3 separate regions of the Mus musculus genome follow, and regions 2 and 3 are each linked to region 1. The links are chromatin loops, found by intact Hi-C in ENCODE. Cell type or tissue: heart. All regions are shown on one strand.

What was found. A loop is a pair of places that touch in the nucleus more often than their neighbours do. Peaks named below come from ENCODE experiments on the same cell type or tissue, not always from the same donor. Only the 100,000 strongest peaks of a DNase experiment are listed, where the experiment ranks them.
Region 2: it touches region 1 in a loop (7-fold over the local background); 34 of 42 quality-filtered maps call a loop at or near these places.
Region 3: it touches region 1 in a loop (14-fold over the local background); 8 of 42 quality-filtered maps call a loop at or near these places.

The regions. Positions count from the first base shown.
Region 1 is chr7:102,509,204-102,517,203 of GRCm38, reverse strand. It overlaps the pseudogene Gm8556. Among named protein-coding and RNA genes, the nearest start is that of Gm38627, 7.7 kb to the right of the region's middle. In heart, a CTCF peak has its summit at 3,931; a DNase peak (open chromatin) is centred at 3,983; H3K4me3 peaks cover 989 bases; H3K27ac peaks cover 748 bases; H3K27me3 peaks cover 3,736 bases.
Region 2 is chr7:102,632,269-102,640,268 of GRCm38, reverse strand. Olfr554 (olfactory receptor 554) reads right to left here and starts at 21. Exons shown (of 1, transcript NM_146325.2): 1 at 1-21. The coding sequence starts at 21. In heart, a CTCF peak has its summit at 3,352 (motif pointing right); no DNase peak of the experiment used is centred here.
Region 3 is chr7:102,748,753-102,756,752 of GRCm38, reverse strand. It overlaps Olfr78 (olfactory receptor 78), which reads left to right. Exons shown (of 4, transcript NM_130866.4): 2 at 3,620-4,488. Olfr560 (olfactory receptor 560) reads left to right here and starts at 2,826. Exons shown (of 1, transcript NM_147113.2): 1 at 2,826-3,770. The coding sequence starts at 2,826. The coding sequence ends at 3,770. In heart, a CTCF peak has its summit at 4,471 (motif pointing right); no DNase peak of the experiment used is centred here.

The DNA.
Region 1 (8,000 bases):
TGGAAGCCAGCCTTCCCAAAACAGTCTTTTCATGTGTTGCCTGCTCTGCCAGAGAAGGCACAGAGCCAGAACAAGCCGCAGAGATATTAGCTGTGGCAGGAACTGATCAATGGAAGCAGGGACCTCAGCCTGCCAGCTGCCAGAGTGTAGAGGCAGCCACGGTCCCAACAGGACTCAGCTCCCAGGAGCGGTGTGGAGAGCTTGTGCCAGGCAGAGAGGTGGAAATGCAAGAAGGGAGCAGTTTGCTGCTCTCCTCATGGGCCACCTGTGAGAGAAGTGCGTGGAAGCCTTGGGAGCCCCCTGGGAGCTAGGTTTGGCACTCACAACCCTCTCTGCAGGAAATGAGAAAGGTAATAGGCCTGCCAATTTGGCCACTTGAAAGACCAAGTGGCAAGAATGGAATTCCCCCTGCTTCCGGCTCGTCCCTCTGTCCAGGGGTGATCATCAGCACACAGCCATGTGCTATATAGCAACATTTCATTCAACACCAGACCACACACACAACAGTGGTCCCATAAGATTATAGGAACCAACAGTCCTGCTGCCGAGTGCATCCTATGATAAGGAGTACAGCCCACTACTCATACGAGATCCTGAGCTAATGAAACTGAGCTGTCAGTTGGATAAAGGCCTAACACATGCAGTCACATGCAGGAAGGACTGCATACTCATAATACCCAGGTAGTGCGCCACCAGGAAGGGTCCTGGAGGAGTGCCAGGAATAGAGGCACACGGTCTCTCCTCACACAAGCCTGCTCTGCCAGGGAAGGCTCTGTGCCAAGACAGGCCACAGGGAAATTAGCTGTGGCAGGAACTGGCCAAGGGAAACAGGGACCTCAGCGTGCCAGCTTCCAGAGTGCAGAGGCACCCACAGCCCAGCAGGACTCAGGTCATGGAAGTGGTATAGAGAGTTGTGCCAGGTATAGCAAAGGAGGCTTATGTATTAAATACAATATACTTTTAAACATGTGTATGTAGTCACGCGTGGCTACAGTATGGGTGGAGGTCAAGGTGTGGCCACAGCCTTGTGTGAAGGTCAAGGACAACCTTGGCTATCAATGGACTAGCCAGCACAGAAGCCTTCAGAAACTGTCCTGCCTCCGCCTCCTATCCAAGATTCCATAGAAGCCCTGGAGTTCAGACGTGCTCTGACCCCAGTAATCTTACATTAATTTCAGGGAACTCCTGATAGAAGAAACTAATTTAAGCAGTACTCAGCATCACACCTACAGTTATGCTTTAGCATAACTCTGGGTTGCATCTGGGATTCTCCAGTGCTTGACTTCATACCACACTCTGCTCAGCATGGCCTTGGAGCAGTAAGAGATACAGCTGGGGTATACCCGACTATACCAACCACCTAAGCTTCCGTAAGTACACTGCAATATTCACACAGCAGTGAAACCGCCTTAAAGAGAAATGTCTTGACATACAGCCCCATTGTCAAGCAAGTTGTGCTTGTACCACACAGATGACACACACAGTGCACAGTGGAGGAGAGAGTTGCCACAGGCACAGGTAAGAGTGATCTGAGGATGACAGAGATACATTAAAAATACAGAGTCAAGTTCCTCTGTAAATCAGCATCCCACACCCTGAGGCTGGCCAGCACATTCAAAAGGAAATTGGAAACAGCTCAGAAAAATAACAGTATTTTGAAGAAACAAAGGTAATGAATGGAAAGAGGGCTTTGCATAGCAGCAAAGGTTCCCTACCCTGCTCCCATAGGTAGGAACACCAAAGGGCAAAGAACTCAGGACCCTTAACTTTCACTGGATTAAACTCTTGGTTTTTTAAATAAAAGACAAGGTTACAGGGCCAGATTGCCAAGCCCTATGTCCAGATCGAGCTAAAACTAATCAGGCTCAAAATGGCTACACAAAGGACAAAAGAAAAGTGTGAACGGGAGAAAACCGCATCCGGTGAAATGTCCTTTGTAAATCATCCAAATCAACTCTGATGTCAGACACTCTGTCAGAGCAAAATCACATCTGCTCTTAATTAACCCTGATTCCGGAAAGCGACAGCTGAACTATAGATAAGACCTCAGTGAGGGGTCTGTAACAGTTTCCCGGTTTCTCTGACCCTTCACTGCAGCCGGTAGGCATCTGATGGATAACTGAGGCAGATAAAAGCTGGCCACTTCTGTCTTTATACTGTGTCTGTCCCTGTACTCTCTTAACACTTGTGAGTCAGACCCTGCTCAACTCTGCATGTAGACATGTCGATCACTTAAAATGTTTATTTTCCCAGATGAGAATGCTAGCACACACATTTAATTCCAGCACTCAGGAAGGAGTCAGAGGCAGGTGAATCTCTGTGTTCAAGACCAGCCTGGTCTACAAATTGAATTCCAGGACAGCCAGGGCTACACAGAGAAACCCTGTCTTGAAAAACCGAAAGAAAACTTTTTTCCAAAATTGTAATTTAGAGTTATCTTAATCTGTTTGCTGTTTCGAGCTTCGTATGTGTTTATTGGCAACTGAAGGACATACAGTTTGATCATATGGCCCATACCAAACCTGAGGCTACTATCCCTGTACATGGCAATGAACTGCTCAGCAGTTCTGGTTTCAGTTGGAACTGTAAGCCTGCAAACCCTCAGGCCAGATTGTACCCAGGAAGGAAAGCACCTCCACTGTGCCCATGAGCAATGGGAAATTAGCAAGCATTATTCTACCCCACCTCCAGATCAATAAAGGCTTACTGCCCTTGATCTGTGAGCAGCCTGATACCTGCCTCCAGTAAACTGAAGTCAGGCAACTGGAGCTGGTGGCTCAGGAAAGGAGCCTTGCCCAGCTCCACAATAAATGCCTGAGTCTCACTTCTACTGTTCCCACAGACCAGTAACTTCCTCTTTTTCTGCAAACTCAGAATAGGGCGCTCACCAGGCATTTAATCTGCCAGCACCCGAGTCTTGAAATACTCAGCCTCCAAAACTGTGAGAGATGAATGATAGTGAGCCACTGGGTTTGTCGTGGCCAGCAGAGCAGACGAGGTGCTATCCTCAGACAGACATTATCCCTCCCCAACCCAGTCTGACAGAAGCACAGACATTGAAATCCCTGCGTGGTGGACTTCAGGTCTGAGATTAGCTTGTAGCACTATTGCTTTCTAGTCCGAAGGGACAAAGACACCGAACTGGGGGGAGAGGGACAGCTCTGCGGTAGATCCACACCCTGCACTGTAGAGAACAGAAAGACACAGGAAGCACTACCCTATGAGTGTTGATCCTAGCAAGTGAGTTCCAGAGAATTTAGCCCCTTTTCAGAGTCATGGCCATCCCAAGTAGGCCTGGGTTCTCTGATGGGGCTAACAATGCCAAATACAGGTTTAAAGACTGGAGGAGGGAAGGGGGGAGAAGGGGTGTAGAGGTTGGGCTTTTGTTTCTTGTTGATTTGGTTGTTGTTTTGTCAGCGGTGGGGGTCGTTTAGTTGGTTGGTTTTGGTTTGGTTTTGCTTGTTTATTGATGCCAGATCTCCTGTATCCCAGGCTAGTATCAAACTTGCTGTGTAGTCAGGGTTGACTTTGAACTTCTGATCTACCTCCACCTCTGCATTGCAAGCACGTGCCTCCACACCCTAATATGTGATCTTTTGACATCCTAATTTTAATTTTCCCTTGGTAAGGAGAAGAGAAAGATTAACTGGATTTAAGCTAGAACACAGCTGAGCATTGAGAAACACAGCCTGCTGCCAAGTAATAAATAAAGCTGAAAAAGTGAGGTGCCCGGGCATGTTCACCCAACATCAGCTTTCCCTACTGCTCCATCAGCCCCCGCCTGGTTCCAAGTTTATCGAGTTTATTTTAAAAGCTTAGAGAGAAGAATCGGGAACGATGTTTGGTCGTGGAGGAAACTGAGCGCACGGGTGTCTTCCAGTTTCGCGCTCACCCTACAGGCTCGTTCCGTGGACTCGGGCGCCCCCACGCGGCGGCACGCACAAGCCTCGGGCGCCCGGGTCCTGGTGACAGAGCCACCAGGCACCGCGCTCCCAGCTCACAGCCTTCGGCCGCCCTCAACCCCGCCGCTTCCCACGGGCCTCGTCAGAGCATGGGGACTTAATGTTTACGAGATCGCCAGGCTCCCGCGGGCCGCTGTGGCGACAGCCAGCCCGCGGCGCTAACGAGCCCCAGCGGAGCGCCGCGGAGGCCCGGCTTTGGCAACCTGGCGCAAGCCTGCCGTGGCCGCCTGCAAGCAAGCTCCCAGTGCCACCCACGGAAGCCGAGGTCGCCACAGCCACACCAACGAGTGGCCAGGGAGACCGAATCTAGGGTTTCCGGTGTTTTGCTGGCCCGATCTCCAGATCCACCCCTCCCGGTCCATTCAAAAGCCTTGACCACTGAACCCTAGACCCTGGCCCAGTAATCTCTCCCCAGTGACCAGTGGTCAGGCGGAAAAAGGAGAGAGAGTAATCATTATATCTCATCCTGGGGTGTGTTCAACTTATTCTCCAAACTGACAGCGCTGGGGGTCACCTACTAACTTCTGGGCAAGAGCCACACATCAGAATGAGGATCAATCATGACTTGTCCCCAGAAGAGAGTGAAAGGCTCACATTTACAGTCTGTGTGCCAGGAACTGTGAAACTACTTACATTAATTTCCTCAGTCCTAACAACACTGCGATAGGCCCTGTTGTACATACACAGTTGTTCGCATTTCAGAGAAGGAAACTGAGACCTAAGCCCACATGGTGACCCTGAGACCCAGAGACCGATTGAGGCAAAACAAAAGCTCTCCGAGCTTGGCTCGGTTAAAGACCATCCTCCACTACGTAATCAGTTACAGTAGAGGCTAGCCTGGGCTATGTGAGACCCTGCCTCAATTTTTTTTAAGGTGAAGAGAGCCTTGCATTTTTCCTAAGTATCTTCCAGGACACACACACACACACACACACACACACACACATATACGCACGCACGCACGCACGCACGCACTACACAGGAAAAAGCTCCATGGCCCTGCAAGTTGAGAACCACTTACTTAAGCTACCCTCCTCAGCTTTGGGGAGTAGTAGCTGACAATTTCTTTTAATCAGTTGGAGTCTTTCCGAGGGGGACAGATGTTTCTCTTGGTTTAAGTCTGGGTTTTGATGCTTACCATAGCAGAACTTCCTCTTTCAACATACACTAGCATCCTGTGGCACTGTCTGACGGAGTATACTTTGGGATACGTCTCAAATGTTCATAATGACAACATTTTCTGGCCATTTTCCTGTGCACTAAGCACCATCGCATGTGCCAATCTACCCCTTAAAACTCCCTGGATAACTTGGGGGGAGAGAGAAAAATTCAGAGCTGAGAATGCTATGGGTGGTAACGAAAAGCTTCCGGGCTGAGGGCTGGGGGCATTGCCACACTTGCCTGCTACTGTCATTCTCCCATTTTGCAGAATGAAACTGATGTGCAGAGCCATGACATCACTTTCTCTAGGTCATAGTCACGCTAGTGAGTGGACCGGGACTCAGGCATGGTGTGGCCAGGCCTGTGCTGGTACTTAGGACAGCCTCCATGCTGCCCCTCCACCGTACTTGCAGGGTTAGGGTCCTCATCTCAGGGCTGAGTCCTCATGAAAGCTAGTTTTCTGTGAGAGGGTCTCTTCTCCTTCAAGGGCCTCCCCCTTCTACCTGTCCGTCAAAACCACCATCACAGACACCCCCGTAGGTGAAGAAATGGGCACAAGATTTGAGTTTAAACAACTCCTTGTTGGATTCTGGCACCACTGTTTACAGTCTGGTTGACTTTAGGCAGCTAATTTGGCCATCAGTTGCACTGAGGAGAATCTAAGCAACCTCTGCTACCTTATGGGACCTGAGGTGGACTGAGGTCATCATTGTGAGAACTCAGTAAACCCTGTTTCACACCTTTCATACTTCACTCTGGGAACTCTTCCCTGACTGTCTCCACCCCATCTCTCTACAGGGGGCTTGAGGCTCCTCTGCTAAGGGAGTACCCCACCTCAGCTTGCCACACCCTTGATCCTGAAATAATGGCCCTGTGTATCTGAATCCTCCAGTAAAAAATACCTCCAAGGGCCAGCCTGTTCACTGCTGTATCTGCAGGGCCTAGTACCACCAACATTGGCACACAGTAGGATTTCACTTGATGCCTGGTGGATCAGTGGCTGGATCCTAGCAACTGGAAATATGGTTATTGAAAACCCACCATGCCAAGGCCCAGTTCCAGCATTCCACATGGACCCTAACTCATTTAATAAAACTAGCATCTGAGAGGAATGCTAATATTTTCTTATTTGGAGAAAGAGAGGCACGGGAATGTACCCAATAAATAATGGAGAAAGGACGTATGCCCGGTTTCGCTTTGGAGGCTGCAAATGGGTACACAGATGAATGCCTGCCTAGCTTCACTGAGATGGGCAGCCATGCAAGTCTTGCCTCTCCTGTATCTCCTCCCATCTGTGCAGTGAGGGATGGACCTGGTTACAGACGGGGCCCTTGGTTTTCTGGAGGCTTAGGGAACATTGGGAGAATAAAAAGAGACACTTGGGCTAAAGGAGACCTTAAAACAGCACAGTCACTAGGTCAACCCAGCTTGAAGCAGAGAGTGCAATGGCCAGCAGGGCAGGAAGCCCACACCCGTGATTATGAGCACCCAGGTCAGAGCTGGCTCTAGTTCAGTTTATCTGCAGCAAAGAAAGGTCAGAGTCAAGGTCACAGCAGGGCTAAGGACAATAACAACCACTGCTAAATAACCAGCTCTTCAGTGTGTGTGATGTCATCTGGTCCTCACGTCAACTCTGTGACTGTTATTGCTAAGAATGATGGTCTGAGAGGCCTGAGCCTGCACCAGAGTCACATGTGGTCACTGTTGATTGATAGATCCACTAAGATCTTTCACACACTAAAAATCACTCTATCTCTTTAAGCCGAGAGGAGGCAGGGCCCAAGGGTCATGCCTGCGCAACTGGCAGGCAAGTAAGAGAAGTAGCCACTTTGCTCATTAAAAGTTTGGCCAGGCAAGCAAAGTGGGCACCTGGGGCAGATGGGACTCCCTGAGATGCAGGCCTCAGCTGGACCAGGCATTAGGCCCAGGCTGCTGTAATTGGGCCCCAGGTGCCCTGCTGAGTCTGTGTCCTCATGGGGAGACTAAAGGAGACACCAAGGTCCAGTTCATTATGGCTTAATTAGTGGTAAATCACTTGGCAGCCTCGGGGACACTGCAACGAGCTCAGAGCGAGAAAAGTTTGAGCCCTCGAAACTTCTTCCCATGCGGCCCACAACTTTCTTTGCTGCAGATAAAACTTTTCCCAAGCCCGAGGGACACTAAGTCCCCATTGATGCCCAGGTTTCTCTAGGTTGCTCAAGCCCAGTGTGCCATCAGAGGTTGGCCTAAGACCCAGCTACTGCCTGGCCATCTGGGGCACTGCTGGCTCCTCAGGCCTCGGGCTGGCCTCAACTTGGTGAGAGATGCCCTGGCTTTGTCCCCCATCCTGTCTTGGGACACATACAAGGTCAAGCACCACAACACTGGAACATGGTCTCATTGCCACCCGGATGATGGTCCCTCCACTCCCAGGGCAGGTCACAAGTGCTCCCCCACCACCTGAGCCTCATTTCCTTCTCACAGCAGCCACAGGAGGGAAGGAGGGAGGGAGGCTGATGTAGAGATGATGCCAGTGACAAATGGCCACTGTTTCAGAAGCAAACATCTTACATACTTGCAACTCATCCACGAGGCAGACACTCTCACCTCTACGTCCAGATAAATAAGCCAAGCCCCAGACACTCCCCGATTGCCCACCTCCTGCAACTGCCCCCTCGTAGAGAATGGTAGCTTTGGACTGAGACAAGTTGGGGCTCAATCTTAACTCTGCTGCTACCTGTGTAAATGCACATAAGATACGTGTTTAGCTTCTCTGAACCTCCGTTTATAAATGGGAAGGGGGCTTTTAAGCACATGTACTACAAAAAAATTATGCGAGTAAAGGCAGTGTCTATAAAACACCTGTCATAGGCCGAGCCCAAGGTAAACTTTTATTGA
Region 2 (8,000 bases), 120 kb before region 1:
TACATTATGAAAAGTGGACATTGTTGTATATAAATAATTCTCATTTGTGTCCCCAAATGTAGCAAGACATTTTTCCCTAGAAAGAAAAAAAAAACAGTATTCTTGGGCCATATAATAAACATCATTGAATATACAGTGCTACACAACATTTAGAAGAAATCATGAAATTTCATACACATGGAATTTCATGTTACACTATAATATCAACATAAACTTAACAAGCAAAATAAAAAAATATATGTTTAAATGAATGGATGAATTCTGATAGTATGATCCTTAATGAGTGATATTTTACATCAATAAATAAATCGCCCTGAGGTAAATATTAATTCATTCAGTATATGCGGATCATATTAGAATGATCTTCTAATGTCCCACTAAGGAAGCAGTCTGCTTGTCAACACTGGTAAAGACTGTGTACTGATAGGATCTTATCTGATACCCACAATAGAATACCCAGCATGCTCATGGAGACAAGGAAGGGACCTTCTACAGAGGTGCATTGATGGGATCATGAAGTATCAGGATGAACCGTGAGCATGGTTTCATAACCCAGGTGTAGTTAGCAGAACACAGGAGGGGCCACTTTTCAAGATCTGGGACTTTGTATAGAAGTAAAGGACATTATCCAAACATGCCTGGTAGGAAGAGAATTTGAGAGCAAGTCTCTGGTTTTCCTTATTACTCTTCTATCTCCTGCTGGTTCCTCATGTTGACAAGGTCCAGCCAGAAACAGGAGAATCTCCACAAGTGTTCACTTTCTAAATGCACCGTGCTGAGACCTGGTGGGGCAAATAGAGAATACCCAGGCCATAGGGTAAGAGAGCTGAGACAGACTCACCCTATCTATGGCCCTCCCTGACTCTGCACAGTGACTTAAGAGACCAGCTGTGAAGTACACTTCCTTCCCAGCCTTCTTTCTTCCTCTTCATGCTGAATATTCCACCTCCATTTCATCTCTTCAGGCCATCTCTAAACACTGATGGCAGTGAAACGGTTACTCAGGACTGGAGAGCTACATTAGAGTAGATGGAGCCAACCTTCTCTCTGGGATCCTAGCACTAAATATCTCCTTATACCCCCTGGTCAGAAGCAAGCTGTGTACCCTAAACATGCAAGGAGACTGCAAAAGTGCCTCAAAGAGATGGTAAGAGGTGAGTATTCACATTAAGACAGTCTCCTGCCTCAGACCCCTATCCAGATACATCCCCATTACCAGTCCTGGTCTTGCTGTTCCTCACCACTTTGCCTACTACCTTCCAATGTGAGTGGATATTTGTCAACTCTTCATGTTCTTTTACCTCTGAAGATTATTCATGCTATTTCCTGGCATTGAGACAGTCCTATCTTTTTGCAATCCCCCTGCTGTGGCCTAATTATCACCTTAAGAAAGCCTGCTTTAACCCTTAATTAAGTGTCTTCTGCAATGCAAAATTCTCTGATTTGCTGATGTGAATGTTTCTCCAAATACAATGCAAGTGCCAGAAGGCCAACAGCTTTTTTTTTTCTGTCTCATTCTCTACTATAAATTCCTCAGTAGCACAGTGCATAGCTTGGTTGCATGAGAATAGTGTGCTATTTCTATTTAAAACACTGTAAAGATGTTTAAAAGGTAAGTATTGTGTTTGCATTGGTGTGATAAAAAGATTTCCAAGCACCTTATGTGCAGTCTATGAGGCCCCTACCTTTTTAATAGGGGCATGATGTAGAGTTGGATGCTCAGGAATCCCAGTTATCCTCATCCTCATCAGCTAGAAGTCTTCCTAGTGGTCCCTGCTCTTTTTCTTGTTTCCTCTTCATAAGATGCTTTCCCAAGACTGGATCATGTCAAAAGAGCCCAGAACTCTACACCTGCTTCAGAGACATTGAACTTATAAACACTCTGTGCAAGAGTCTCGGGAATTCCACCAGAGAGTGGTAGAGTGTCTCAGGGTCCAGTGCAGAAGGATAACACCCACATCTGTCCCAAGAGGATGGACAGAGAATCTGCCTGAAATCACAGGCACCTCAGTGTGCCATGGCTGCTCCAAAGTGAGAAAGGGAAGGTCACACCTTCTAAGTCATAGTTTCTTAAATAGAAGACCTGCTCTTGTCCCCCTGTCCTGGCCTCCCTGCAGCTGGCAGATATATTCTGGGGACAATATGCAGAAATCAAAAAGTCTTCCCAAAGTATAGGTGAGTCTTCTTGGACTCAGAAGCGATTGGAGGTCCATATTTATGAAGGCTGTAAAACCTGAGTTTTATCCCTTTACAGTATTGGGGGAAGGGTGGTAGAATCCTGAATTAACACTAAGGTATATCAAAAGACAATACCACAAAAAAAATAGACAGAGACCTTTTTTCCCATGTCTAGTTTACATTAAATAGGAAGGATCATGTATAATCATAAAGGAGCTACTCCACTCCATGCTCACTTATATGCACTAAGACTACAAAACATGCCATTCCTCACAAACTAGTATAGCCAACCTAAGGAAGCAGTGGGGTGCTTATGGGTTATGAAGCATCATGTTGTAAAGCATTGGGCAAATGTCTCCAAAGCTCCAGATGTTTGAATCTGTGTGACCTCAAACAGTTCCAACTCTGTCTTCAAGAAGAAATTGGAATATTTACATCCTTGTATAGTTTTGTAACTTAGGTTCTTGTATATAAGTCAGTGAAATACTTAAATAGCATTATCCCCATCAACAAGATTCTTTAGGAGCTGTTAGCTCTCAAGATCCCAGCAGACGCTGCCTTCCTCCTTCAGATCAGAATCCAGTAAGTTAGGAAAGAGGATGATGCAATAAAGTCATTACAGAGAGGACTCAGTCTCCTCCACTCTCCATGGCACCCTGCAGCTACAGAGCCCCCAAAAGAAGGTGGGAAGCTTGCAACCTGCTTCACTCCAACCTCAAACTTCACACTCTGCATAAAATTGCCCAAGTATATGTGTTCTTTTTTGAGTCTCTATGCATGGATATATTCAGCCAAGTAAAGAAATGGGAACATTATTCCACACAAGTTCTTATGTAGCTTCTGAGTCTTGGTTCGTCATTCTGACCTCAGACACATGAACTCTACCATTAGTAAAGTTAGTTCATCAGAAGAGCCTTTTATAACTAAATAATTTTGCATTGTATTCAAGACGTTTTTAAGACAATAATAATTGGAATGTACTAACTCAAAACCTTTTCATCTTCCCAATTAACAGAGAAAGGTGTACATCATATGTGAAGAACTATGTTAAAGGTATCACTTTTCCTCCACAAAATGGTCTTAAGTATATATATAAAATACACATATTATATATAATTTGCCTACATTCAGCCTAGGAATCAGAAGCAAATCCATCATTCTAACCCTTTCCAGTAGAGGGCGCCAAACCTGAAAACAAGAGGATAACAGGAACAACTGGGTGCTCTAATAAGCGTTTTCTGCACATAGCAGGGCAGTTGCCCCTAGGAGTTCACAGCAGCACAAGACCTGTGCAAGCTTGAGCCACATAAAATCACAGTGAGGAAAGGGAAGTAAACACAAAATCCCTCCCCTAGCTCAGGAGCTGTTAGCGGTTGACAACTGTTGAGAGACAAAGTCTCTGTCCTTAAAGGCAGAGCTCTTCCTGCAATAAGCCACCATCCAAAGAAAGCCACAAATCCAAGAAAAATGGGCAGAACAAACTTTACTTGATTGTCTGTTGTTTGTTTGTTTGTTTTAAAATAAGACACAAAGTTGAGTGGTCAAGGAAGGCAGGAATAATGGGGTAAGGTGTCTACAGTCAAAATACATTACATAAGATTTTCAAAGACATAAAAATGAGAAGATACAAAATGCATTTAATGATTAAATGATATATGGGCACTTTTTTAAAAAGAGAAATGTGACATCATTAAATGTTTTTATTTGTCACCTATATAGTGATCTTATTACTATCATTATTGTTGTTATTATTATTATTATTATTATTATTATTATATTTAACCTGTTTTTTCAGTCCTGTCATTATGCCCGTCATGATCTGCCCTCTGACCGTTCCTCATCCCATACTACCTCCCCCAACCCTGTCTCCAAGAGGATGTTCTAACCCTCACCCCACCAGACCTCTCCACACCCTGGGGCCTCAAGTCTCTCAATGGTTAGGTGCATCTTCTCTCACTGAGGCGACACCAGACAGTCCTCTGCTGTATATGTGTCAGGGGCCTCATATCAGCTAGTCTATGCTGCCTGGTTGATGTCTCAGTGTCTGGGAGATCTCGGGAGTCCAGGTTAGTTGAGACTGTTGGTCTTCCTAAGGGGTCACCCTCCTCCTCAGCTTCTTCCAACTTTTCTCTAATTCAACCACAGGGGTCACCAGCTTCTGTCCATTGTATGGGTGTAAATATCTGCATCTGACTCTTTCAGCTGCTTGTTGAGCCTCTCGGAGGGCAGCCATGCTAGGCTCCTGTTTGTAAGCATACCATAGCATCAGTAATAGTGTCAGGCATTGGGGTCTCACCTTGAGCTGGATCCCAATATGGGCCTGTCACTGGACCTCCTTTCCCTCGGGCTCTTCTCCATTTTTGTCTCTGTAGTTCTTTTAAACAGGAACAATTCAGAGTTAGAGTTTTTTACTGTGGGATGGCAACCTCATGCCTCCACTTGATGTTCTGTCTTTCTACTGGAGGAAGACTACAAATTCCCTCTCCCCACTGTAGAGCATTTCATTTAAGGTCCCTCCCTTTAAGTCCTGAGTCTCTCACCTCCCAAGTCTCTGGTACATTCTGGAGGGTCCTCCCACCTCCCACCTTCCCTGGATGCCTGTTTCCATTCTTTCTGCTGGTCCTAAGGGCTTCAGTTCTGTCCCCCCCCCCCAATACCTGATTATGTTCCCCTTTTCCCCTCCCTGTCCCCTCTCCTACCTAGGACTCTCCCTCCTACTGCCCACCCCCTGTGATTGCTTTCTTCTCCCTCCCAAGTGGGATTGAGGCACCCTCACTTGGGCCTTTGGCTTTAGCTAATATCCTCTGATTAGTGAGTATATACCATGCATGTCCTTTTGGGTCTCAGTTACCTCACACAGGATGATATTTTCTAGTACCATTAATTTGCCTGCTAAACACATGATGTCCTCATTCTTAATAGCTGAGTAGTATTCCATTGTGTAAATGAACCACATCGTCTATATCCATTATTCTGTTGTGGGACAACTGGGTTTTTTCCAGCTTCTGGATATCACAAACAAGGCCACTATGAACATAGTGGAACACGTGCCCCTGTGACATGGTGGGGCATTTTTGGGGTATATGCCTAAGAGTGGTATAGCTGGGCCTTCAAGTAGATTTATTTCAAATTATCTAAGGAATCTCCAGGTTGTTTTCCAGAGTGCTTGTACCAGTTTTCAATCCCACCAGCAATGGAGAAGTGTTCTTCTTTCTCCACATCCACACCAACATATGCTGCTGTCACCTTAGTTTTTTATCTTAGCCATTGTGATTACTGTAAGGTAGAATATCAGGGTCATTTTGATTTCCATTTCCCTGATCACTAAGGACTTTGAGCATTTCTTAAAGTGTTTCTTGAACATTTGAGATTCCTCTGCTGTGCATTATCTGTTTAGTTCTATACCCCATTTTTTATTGGATTGTTTGGCTTTTGGGGAGTTAGCTTCTTGAGTTTTTTATATATTTTGGATATTAGCCTTCTATCAGATGGGGGGGCAGTTAGTGAAGGGTTTTTTCCCAATCTGTAGGATGCCTATTTGTCTACTGACTATGACTTTGCCTTACAGAAGCTATTCAGTTTCATGAGGTCCTATATGTCAATTCTTGATCTTATAGCCTGAGCCATTGGAGTTCTGTTTAGGAAATACTCCCCACCCCCGGGCCAATGAGTTTGAGGCTCTTTCCCACTTTATCTTCTGTTAGATTCACTGTGTCTGGTTTTATGTGGAGTTCCTTGATCCACTTGGACTTGAGCTTAGTGTAAGATGACAAATATGGATCTATTTTCATTTTTCTGCATGTAAACTGCCAGTTAGACCAGTACCATTTATTGAAGATGCTATCTTTTTTATCCATTGTATAATTTTGGCTTCTTTGTCAAAGATCAAATGTGCATAAGTGTGCAGTTCTATTTCTGGGTCTTCAATTCTATTCCATTGATCAACTTGTCTGTCTGTGTACCAATACCAAGCCGTTTTTATCACTATTGCTCTGTAGTATCACTTGAGGTCAGGGATAATGATTCACCCAGAAGTTCTTTTATCGTTAAGAATTGTTTTTACTATTCTGGGTTTTTTGTTTTTCCAGATGGATTTGAGAATTGCTCTTTCTATCTCTGTGAAGAATTTTTATGGGGATTGCTTTGAATCTGTAGATAGCTTTTGGTAGGATGGCCATTTTTACTATGTTAATTCTGTCAGACCATGAGCATAGGAGATATCTTCATTTTCCAAGGTTTTCTTTGATTTCTTTCTTGGGAAACTTGAAGTTATTGTCATACAGATGTTTCATTTGTTTGGTTAGAGTTACCCCAAGAAATTTTGTACTATTTGTGATTATTGTGAAAGGCATTATTTCCCTAATTTATTTCTCAGCCTGTTTATCATTTGAATAAAGTAAAACTACTGATTTATTTGAGTTAATTTTATATCCAGCTACTTTGCTGGAGTTGTTTATCAGCTGTAGAAATTCTCTGGTAGAATTTTTGGGGTTGCTTATGTATATTATCATATCATCTGCAAATAGTGATACCTCAACTTCTTTGCCAATTTCTATTCCATTGATCTCCTTTTGTTGTCTTATAGCTCTCACTGGAAATTCGAGTACTAGGTTGAATAGATATAGGGAGAGTGGGCCTCCTTGTCTTGTCCCTGATTTTAGTGGGATTGCTTCAAGTATCTCTCCATTTAATTTGATGTTGACTGTTGGTTTGCTGTATATCGCGTTTATTGTGTTTAGGTATGGGCCTTGAATTCCTGATCTCTCCAATACTTTTTTTCAACAGTACTCATGACATTATTGCCTACTTAAGTTTCTGCATGATAATTATTTTTCTTTATGGATGTGTACATATGACTTAGTACTTCCTCTCCATCTTTCTTGATGTGTCATTCATAAGTAAAATGTATATATTTAAGTTGTGGGATATACCGAAAGAAGTATACAGAATATATATGGATTACTAGATTCAACCTACTAAGTATAGACATTACTTCCCACTTTGGTTTAGTGATGATCTTGGAGATCTAATACCTTTGAAATATAAGTATACAACAAGAACATTTAATGAAAAAGAGACCAGGAGTTTGATCTCCAATACTTTTTTTTATTATGTATTTTCCTCAAATACATTTCCAATGCTATCCCAAAAGTCCCCCACACGCTACCCCCACCCCGTTCCCTTACATACCCATTCCCATTTTTTGGCCCTGGCGTTCCCCTGTACTGGGGCATATAAAGTTTGCCTGACCAATGGGCCTCTCTTTCCAGTGATGGCCGATAGGCCATCTTTTGATACATATGCAGCTAGAGTCAAGAGCTCTGGGGTACTGGTTAGTTCATAATGTTGTTCCACCGATAGGGTTGAATATCTCTTTAACTCCTTGGATACTTTCTCTAGTTCCTCCACTGGGGGCCCTGTGATCCATCCAATAGTTGACTGTGAGCATCCACTTCTGTGTTTGCTAGGCCCCGGCCTAGTCTCACAAGAGACAGCTATATCACGGTCCTTGCAACAAAGGCTTGCTAGTGTATGCAATGGTGTCATCGTTTGGAGGCTAATTATGGGATGGATCCCTGGATATGGCAGTCCATCCTTTTGTCTAAGCTCCAAAATTTGTCTCTGTAACTCCTTCCATGGGTGATTGTTTCCAATTCTAAGAAGGAGCAAAGTGTCCACACTTTGGTCTTCATTCTTCTTCAGTTTCATGTGTTTTGCATATTGTACCTTATATCTCGCTATACTAAGTTTCTGGGCTAATATCCACTTATCAGTGAGTACATTTCATTTGAGTTTTTTGTGATTGGGTTACCTCACTCAGG
Region 3 (8,000 bases), 240 kb before region 1:
ACCACATTATCCTTTCCAAGAAATTCAAGATTCTTATGTTTTCAATCACTCACTTCTCCCTCACCTAAAGGAGACTCACGTTAAGGACCCATTTTGCTTGGTTTTTCTTATAGTTATCTGTTACTACTGTTACCTCTCACGTTATCTATGTCCAGAGCACACTTACCCTGTTTTCACTCCTGTAACTCATATCTAACCACCAAAAGTTAGTTACAACTCGTCTTCTTTGTTGCTATTTCCTAAAATTAATTTCTCTCAACACTTAACCCAGACCCATTCACATACACACAACACTGATACTTGGCCCTGTACTTTCTATATCCTATCTCTTAGATATCCCCTACCTTAGTAGCCCATTTCTTCATCTATGACCCTGAGGTTCTTGCTGTACCTATACAGTATCTAATGTGACATTCATATTCAAAACTGATCAATTTTTGTTGTTGATAAGAGTCACTGGGCTCATATTACAGAAGATGTTTTGGTACTTACAAGTGTGGGGTATATGATCTATGACAACTTCTTTGGCTACCTCAGGTACAAAATCATCTCAGACTTGCTTCATGTCTTAGTAACTTACAAAACTCTGTGAGCACCCAATATATACATCTACTATTGACTGACCTAAATGTTTATGATAGGTGGTCAACAGCTTATAAAATATTCCTGGCTGTGAAAAGGGATGGCAAGTCCTCTCTTGGTCTAGCATCTATGAAGAGAAATTATAAAAAATTCTTGTCCAAGAGTGACAAACAGCCCAGATGAGACAGAGACAAAGCAGGCAACTTGAGTTCTCTGCTGCCAGATCAAACTGTACTGTACATTTTGCTTTGTTTATCTTCTTTCATCAGGAAAGAAAAGGAAGAAATTATCAAGAGGAAAGAAAACTGGGCATGAATAAATTAAATTATTGCTAAGTGAGTTACTAAGAAATCAGGATAAAAGAGAAATTATTCACTCAGTAGTTTGACTTTCTAAAGTCATCTTCTTAAAACTTTTCAGAATTTAATGACAAAAGCATTAATTGACAAAAATCAACTTAAGCATTATAGGTGAAATAAAAGACATGGTGGCCAGAATTACCAGACATATATGATGACACTGCATTCCATAGCCAATATTGTTCACTGGTATGTAACTACACTTTGGAGTTATTCCAAAGCCCCACTGATATTTGACTCTCTCTTGACTATGAACACTCCAAGAGAAGATTTTGTGTTATCCTTTAGTTTCTAATATGGAAGCATGCAAATGACTGTTACTTGAGAAATATCCCTGAGACTGAGAGGCAAGATCCGGGGAAGATCCATTGCAAGATAATTGCTGTTTAATGGTCTTTCTTATGGCATTTGAAAAGTGTTAGCATTCTTCTCAATGTAGACAACGCATGGAAAATATTCAATGCTTTTCCTTTCTTTCTTTCTTTCTTTCTTTCTTTCTTTTTTTCATTTTTTTAAAGATTAATTTGTTTTTATGAGTACAGTGTTTCTGTCTTTATACATACCAGAAGAGGGCATCAGATCCTATAACAAATGGTTGTGAGCCACCATGTAGTTGCTGGGAATTTAAATCAGGAACTGGAAGAGCAATCAGCGCTCTTAACTGCTAAGCATGCTCTCCCACCCCACTGCTTTTAAATCACAAATTACAATTGTATATATTTATAAAATACAATGTGATGTTTCCCTAAACATATATCTTCTGGAATGATCAAATCAAGTTAATTAGTGTACCTAACACCTCAATTTGTTATCATTTGGGGGTAGTTACAGCAGTTAGAATATCCTCTTGCACCTGTTTAGAAGTATATAATACACCAATATCAATGCTTAATTCTTTTCATTTTGATGATCATACATTTCTAACATTAATGTCATTATTCTCCTGAGGACACTCACGAATGAAAACGTTAGAGTCCCAAACTATACTCAACAAATAACTTTTACCTTTTTTCTCTAATAGCACAATAATTTCAATTATTTTCCTAATTTATGTTTAATAAGGTTCCCTAGGGTGCCCCTTACAGTGGAACTTCATGTGAGTGTGTGTGTGTGTGTGTGTGTGTGTGTGTGTGTGTGTGTGTGTGTGTGTGTGTGTGTGTGTGTGTTCTGGAATAAATTAGGTATCCCTCTGTGCCCCCTCACATCCTACGCTTGCTGTCTGTCATTTAGTGCCTTTCTTTTCCACCAAAGGACCTACCCCACACTGACCACTTCTCATTAAGCCCTCTCCAAACACAGCCTTAATCTGTTTATATCCAAACGTCCATTTCAAATTTACATATACCTATCTGCCTAGTCTAAATTTTCTACTCAGTGGGAAATGTGATCTTTTTCAATGAAGATCTATTTTCCTCTGCAAAACAAGAAAGAAACATTTCATTATTTGTCCCAAGCAGTATATTTCCACAAAAACATGCAGAGAGTCTGTTGTGAAGAACTAGTCATTCAAAAATTTAAAGTAAAAATAGTTGAATATGGTAACATGTTTTATCAAGTGGATACTAGTGTTCCACAAGTGTTCCTGTGTAATCCACAGCTGGAGGAGTGAAAGGCCAGATCACAGACATAGGCAGCTAGAAGCAAAAACTCTCAGAGGCGAAAAGTTGTGGGCTGAGACAGTTCTTTCAAGAATAAAAAATACAGTTGCAGTAGTTGAAATCATAAATTTTTTTTACCAATTTAAAGGTGTCATTTCTATTTTTGTATGTTGTATAGATGCTCATATTTGGTCAAATGTATGTTGGATAAGATTATTTATAAATAGAATACACAAAAGAAATGCAGCTTTTTTGTTTTAGCTTTATTCTATAATTTTAATCTAGCATGCCAACTTTCCAGAACACCACAGCTTCTTCCATCATTTTCCTGCTCACTGGTGTGCCCGGGCTGGAAGCTTTCCACACCTGGATCTCCATTCCCTTCTGCTTTCTCTATGCAACTGCCCTGTCAGGGAACAGCCTGATTCTCTTTGTCATTATCACCCAGCCCAGCCTCCACGAGCCCATGTATTACTTCCTCTCCATGCTATCCACCACTGACCTCGGGCTCTCCATCTCCACTCTGGCCACCATGCTGGGGATATTCTGGTTCAACGCCAGGGAGATCAGCTTCAATGCCTGCTTGTCACAGATGTTCTTCATTAAACTCTTCACTGTCATGGAATCCTCAGTGCTGTTGGCTATGGCTTATGATCGTTATGTGGCCATCTCCAACCCTCTTAGGTATGCCACTATTTTAACTGATTCCAGAATAGCTCAAATTGGGGTGACAATTGTCATCAGAGGGACTGTAATGTTGACACCGATGGTCGCACTTCTTAAGAGACTAACCTTCTGCAGCAGCCGTGTGCTCCACCACTCCTACTGTTTCCACCCCGATGTCATGAAGCTCTCATGCACAGACACCAGGATCAACAATGCAGTTGGATTGACTGCCATGATCTCTACTGTTGGTGTGGACTCAGTCCTTATTCTCCTTTCCTACATCCTGATCATCAGAACTGTCCTCAGCATTGCTTCCCCAGAAGAGAGGAAGAAAGCCTTCAGCACGTGTATCTCCCATATCGGGGCTGTAGCTATATTCTATATTCCATTGATCAGTTTGTCCTTTGTTCACAGATTTGGGAAACGAGCTCCACCCTATGTACATACCATGATTGCTAATACCTACCTGCTGATTCCTCCTGTCATGAACCCCATCATCTACAGTGTGAAGACCAAACAGATACGTAAAGCTGTGATAAAAGTTTTCCAATCTAAAGAAATATAGAATCATAAAAGCCTAGAGCTAAACGGCCTGCTTCAGGCCATGTTGTCAATTAAGGCTAGACTACATCTTGAATGTCAGTTACTTTAGCCCCTTTACTTCACAGATGAGGAGACGCTGATATATAAGTGAGAAGCAATATATAGCCTTATGCCTAGAGTTCCTCTTCCTCCACACCATTTCTTCTAAGCTGGTGCTTTTCTAACTTTGTCAATAGCCCTTTTATTCTTATCTCATCATAGCAGTTACATTTTCATATTAATTTCATATTACATCATTCCTTTGTAGAAAAGTAGGTAGCATTTTCTAACGCTCTGCCATCTACTGTTCAAAGAAACTTCTCTGATGAGGATTGATAGCTTCTTATAGAGAAAGATGTGTATTTAGAAGGTAGTTTGATACTATGTCCATTTGGCAAAATAATAGCAGTAGTTTAATCCTGGGGCCTGTGATCTTCACAACCATGAGTTCTTGGTCAGATTTACAACATTAGACATAAATAAGTACTGTGAAGTTAGCTTTAAAGCACATCATAAAACAGGTGTTTTACCCTCAAAACATTTTACCATGATTTCACCCATGAATATATTTTGCCAGTTCTATCATTATTGCAGCTTGTGGTACTCACAGCTGGGTAAGGTGATCAGTGACTTTTGTTCCCTAGCAGCCTGGATGGCACCTTCTGGTCCTATGAAAACCACCCAGCAGGGGGAGCTTCCAGGTCAGTTCCAGCTTTATTTCTCCAAAGTATGTGGTATCTTGAGAAATAGGGTCTTGCCATCACGTTTTGGTGGTCATCTGAGAGAGTGACAGTAGCCTGCATTATTTTGAGGCCTCTGGGACATCATTTACCAACAACTATAAAAGAGGTATCCTACTCCCAGCACTGGGGATTTTACAACCTACAGCTTCAGGAAGGAGGGAGCATCATCCTTTCTCTTAATTATTGCTTGTCTTGATTTCCATGTGTTGAAATATACCAGAGCTTTGTCCTCGAGACTCTTCTTCTTTTCATACTTCTTTTTCTGGTCATTTCATATTGTATTACGACATTAAATACCATCAATACTGAACAAACATAAATTAGCATTTATAATCAACAATCATCCAATATGTATCAATATTTACATCCAAGTGTCTCAATCATCTTAGATAATCTTAATTGCCCCATAATAAAAATATGTGTTTACCTATAGGCTTCCATAACTAGAAACTCTGTTTCCCAAATTTCTGAGATGAAATACTTGTAGTACCTCTTATGCCTTGCTTTTACTCCTGTTCTACATCTAACTGTCAATCAACAAATCCAGAATCCAACCACTTACATTGCTTCCACTGTTACCATCAGGATGTGAGCCATCACCTTGAACCCAAAGTCATCTGTGACTAGCTTTCTGGAGAATCTTCTTTCATGTATAGAGTAATTATTCTAGTACCTGTGGCAGATCGTATCACTTCCTGTTAACACACTTTTATTGGTTCCTGTGTGCCCAAGAGGAAAACTTCAGTGACTGTAGTAGCATGTAAGGTCCTTTATATGCTCAGAGTCTCCCGACTATTGCAATTCTCTTTCCCAATGTCCTTTGAATCTCCCTAGTAAATTTACATTAGCATCCTAATATCTGCTTATATCATCAGGCACACTACACAGCATTTCATTTCACACTCAACACTTTTCTGTCTGTGATGTTTTTCTCCCAGAGATCTACTGATTATCTTACACCCTGTTTTCATGTAGGTTCTTATTCAAGTGTACCTTACTGCAGGACTCTTAATATTATAAGAATAATAATCATAACAATAATATTGCTCCCTCAGTTTCTGACAGTATCTACCCCTATCCTTACCTGCTTTGTATCAATTCCTAGCACTTTCAAAACCTAACCTATTATATATGGGAGGCAGGGGGGGGTTGTTTTGTTTTTGTTTTCTCATCCCAAGATAAGACTTTTTGAGGATAAGGAATTTGTGTCCTGCCTCCACTTACCTCTTTTTAAAAATTAGATATTTTCTTTATTTACATTTCAAATGTTATTCCCTTTCCTAGTTTCCCCTCCCCCTCCCCCTGCTCCCTAACCCACCCACTCCCATTCCTGGTCCTGGCATTCCCCTATACTGGTGCATAGAGCCTTCACAGGACCAAGGGCCTCTCCTCCCATTGATGACCAACTAGGCCATCCTCTGCTACATATACAGCTAGACCCACAAGTTCCACCACATGTTTTCTTTGATTGGTGGTTTAGTTCCAAAGAGCTCTGGGGGTACTCGTTAATTCATATTGATGTTCTTCCTAGGGGGCTGCAAACCCCTTCAACTCCTTGAGTACTTTCTCTAGCTCCTTCATTGGGACCTTGTGCTCTGTCCAATGGATGATTGTGAGCATGCACTTCTGTATTTGCCAGGCACTGGCAGAGCCTCTCAGGAGACAGCTATATAATGTTATGAGTGCTCTGCTGCATATGTCTGCCTGCCTGAAGAGGGCATCATATCCCCCTATATGGTCATGAGCCACCATGTGGTTGCTGGTAATTGAACTCATGACCTCTGGAAGTGCTCTTAACCTCTGAGCCATCTCACCAGCCCCTCCATTTAAGAATCCTCTTAAGAATTCTTTATCTTCTGCATAGTACTCCAAGCCCAATGAGAACCTTACATTTCTTCTATCCCAAGTATTCTCTGTCACTTCAAGCTTTTGTACAAGCTGTTATCTCTACCTATGGTAGCATTCACTATCATCACCTCCCACTTAGAAGACAGGTGATTTATTTAGAGGATCCCTGACCCCATCAATTTGCCTGTAACCCTACCCGGATGCAACAGCATCACTTTGCACTCATTTCTCATGATGATCCTCTTCAGATTCTGTTTCAACAGTGTTTTCCACAAGGGGCTCTGTATTCACTTCTCAAGACCAAAAGCTGAATCTCATCCACTATTGTCTTGTTTGTAAACTTGTATTAATAGTGTCTGGCTCCCTGTTTCTTTATATCTCCTTTCTTATTGATTGATGCCTTTGATTTGATTTGGTTTTGAAGGAGTTTCACAAAATTCCCCATGGTAACACTGAACTACCTCAACCTTATAAGTAGCTGGGATCACATGTGTGTGCACCACCACACCTAGTTCCATACTTTCTTTCAACCTCAGTTGAACTAATATACAAATAAATAAATAAGATCTTTAAAGATGTATAAGAATTTAGATGGCACACAAGAACACAGCAACCTTCTCATAGTTTCCAAGACATTTATTCATGAAGCTTCTCTTTTTGAAGGATGCTGTGCAAGATGCCCTCTGATCATTTGGCTTAGTGCAGCCTTGTATCTCTCTCTCCTTTCCAACATAAAACTTCCCTTGATATATTCCTTGATAAAGATGAGTTAAAAGCAAAGAATTAGTTATGGAGCCATTAGTGTGGATAATTTATATTTTGGAAAAAAACACCAATTTCTGTTTATTTCCATCCCTTTTGTTCTCTAAACCTCAGGGATCATGCTCTTCATACAGTAATAACTCAAAATGAAGCAACAATAAAAGTCCAAAATAGCTGCATAAAAATCCAAGAAGGAAAGATGGAGAGATCAAAGAATGTGGGCTTCCATGTTAGATTTTGCCTGCTTCACTGCATAAGGTGTGGAACTTGGAAAGCAATGAGGCAGAGTAGGAGTGACTTGAGCTGAGAGCAAAAGATGACAGTATTCAGTATTAAAACTGGAGAAGAGCACTCCTGTTAGTTAACCAGTACCAAATGGTCAGCCCTGAAAACATTCATAGCAAGTAACAAAGTATAGTCTGAGCTGGTTGGATTCATGCATTTAGGAATATACATTATATACACATACAAATATACATATACATCATATACTTATACCTATACATCATACATATATACATCATATACCTATTCCTATACATCATACACTTATAAATGTGCATATGTATGTACATATTTAGATAATCCTATACCTATACTTATACTTATACCTATACCTATACACCATATACATACGCATATTGTAACAATTAATGAAAAATAGGTCAGAAATTTGAGAGTAAGAAGGTTTTATATATATATATATATATGCATATATGGAAGGGATTGGAGAAAGAAGGTAGAAATTATGTAATTATATTATAATATCAAAACATTAAAGAATATTTTTCTTTTTATTGTTTTATTAGTTATGTCCAGGTGAGACTTCCCCCCCCCATTATTTGGTCATTTCATTTAGA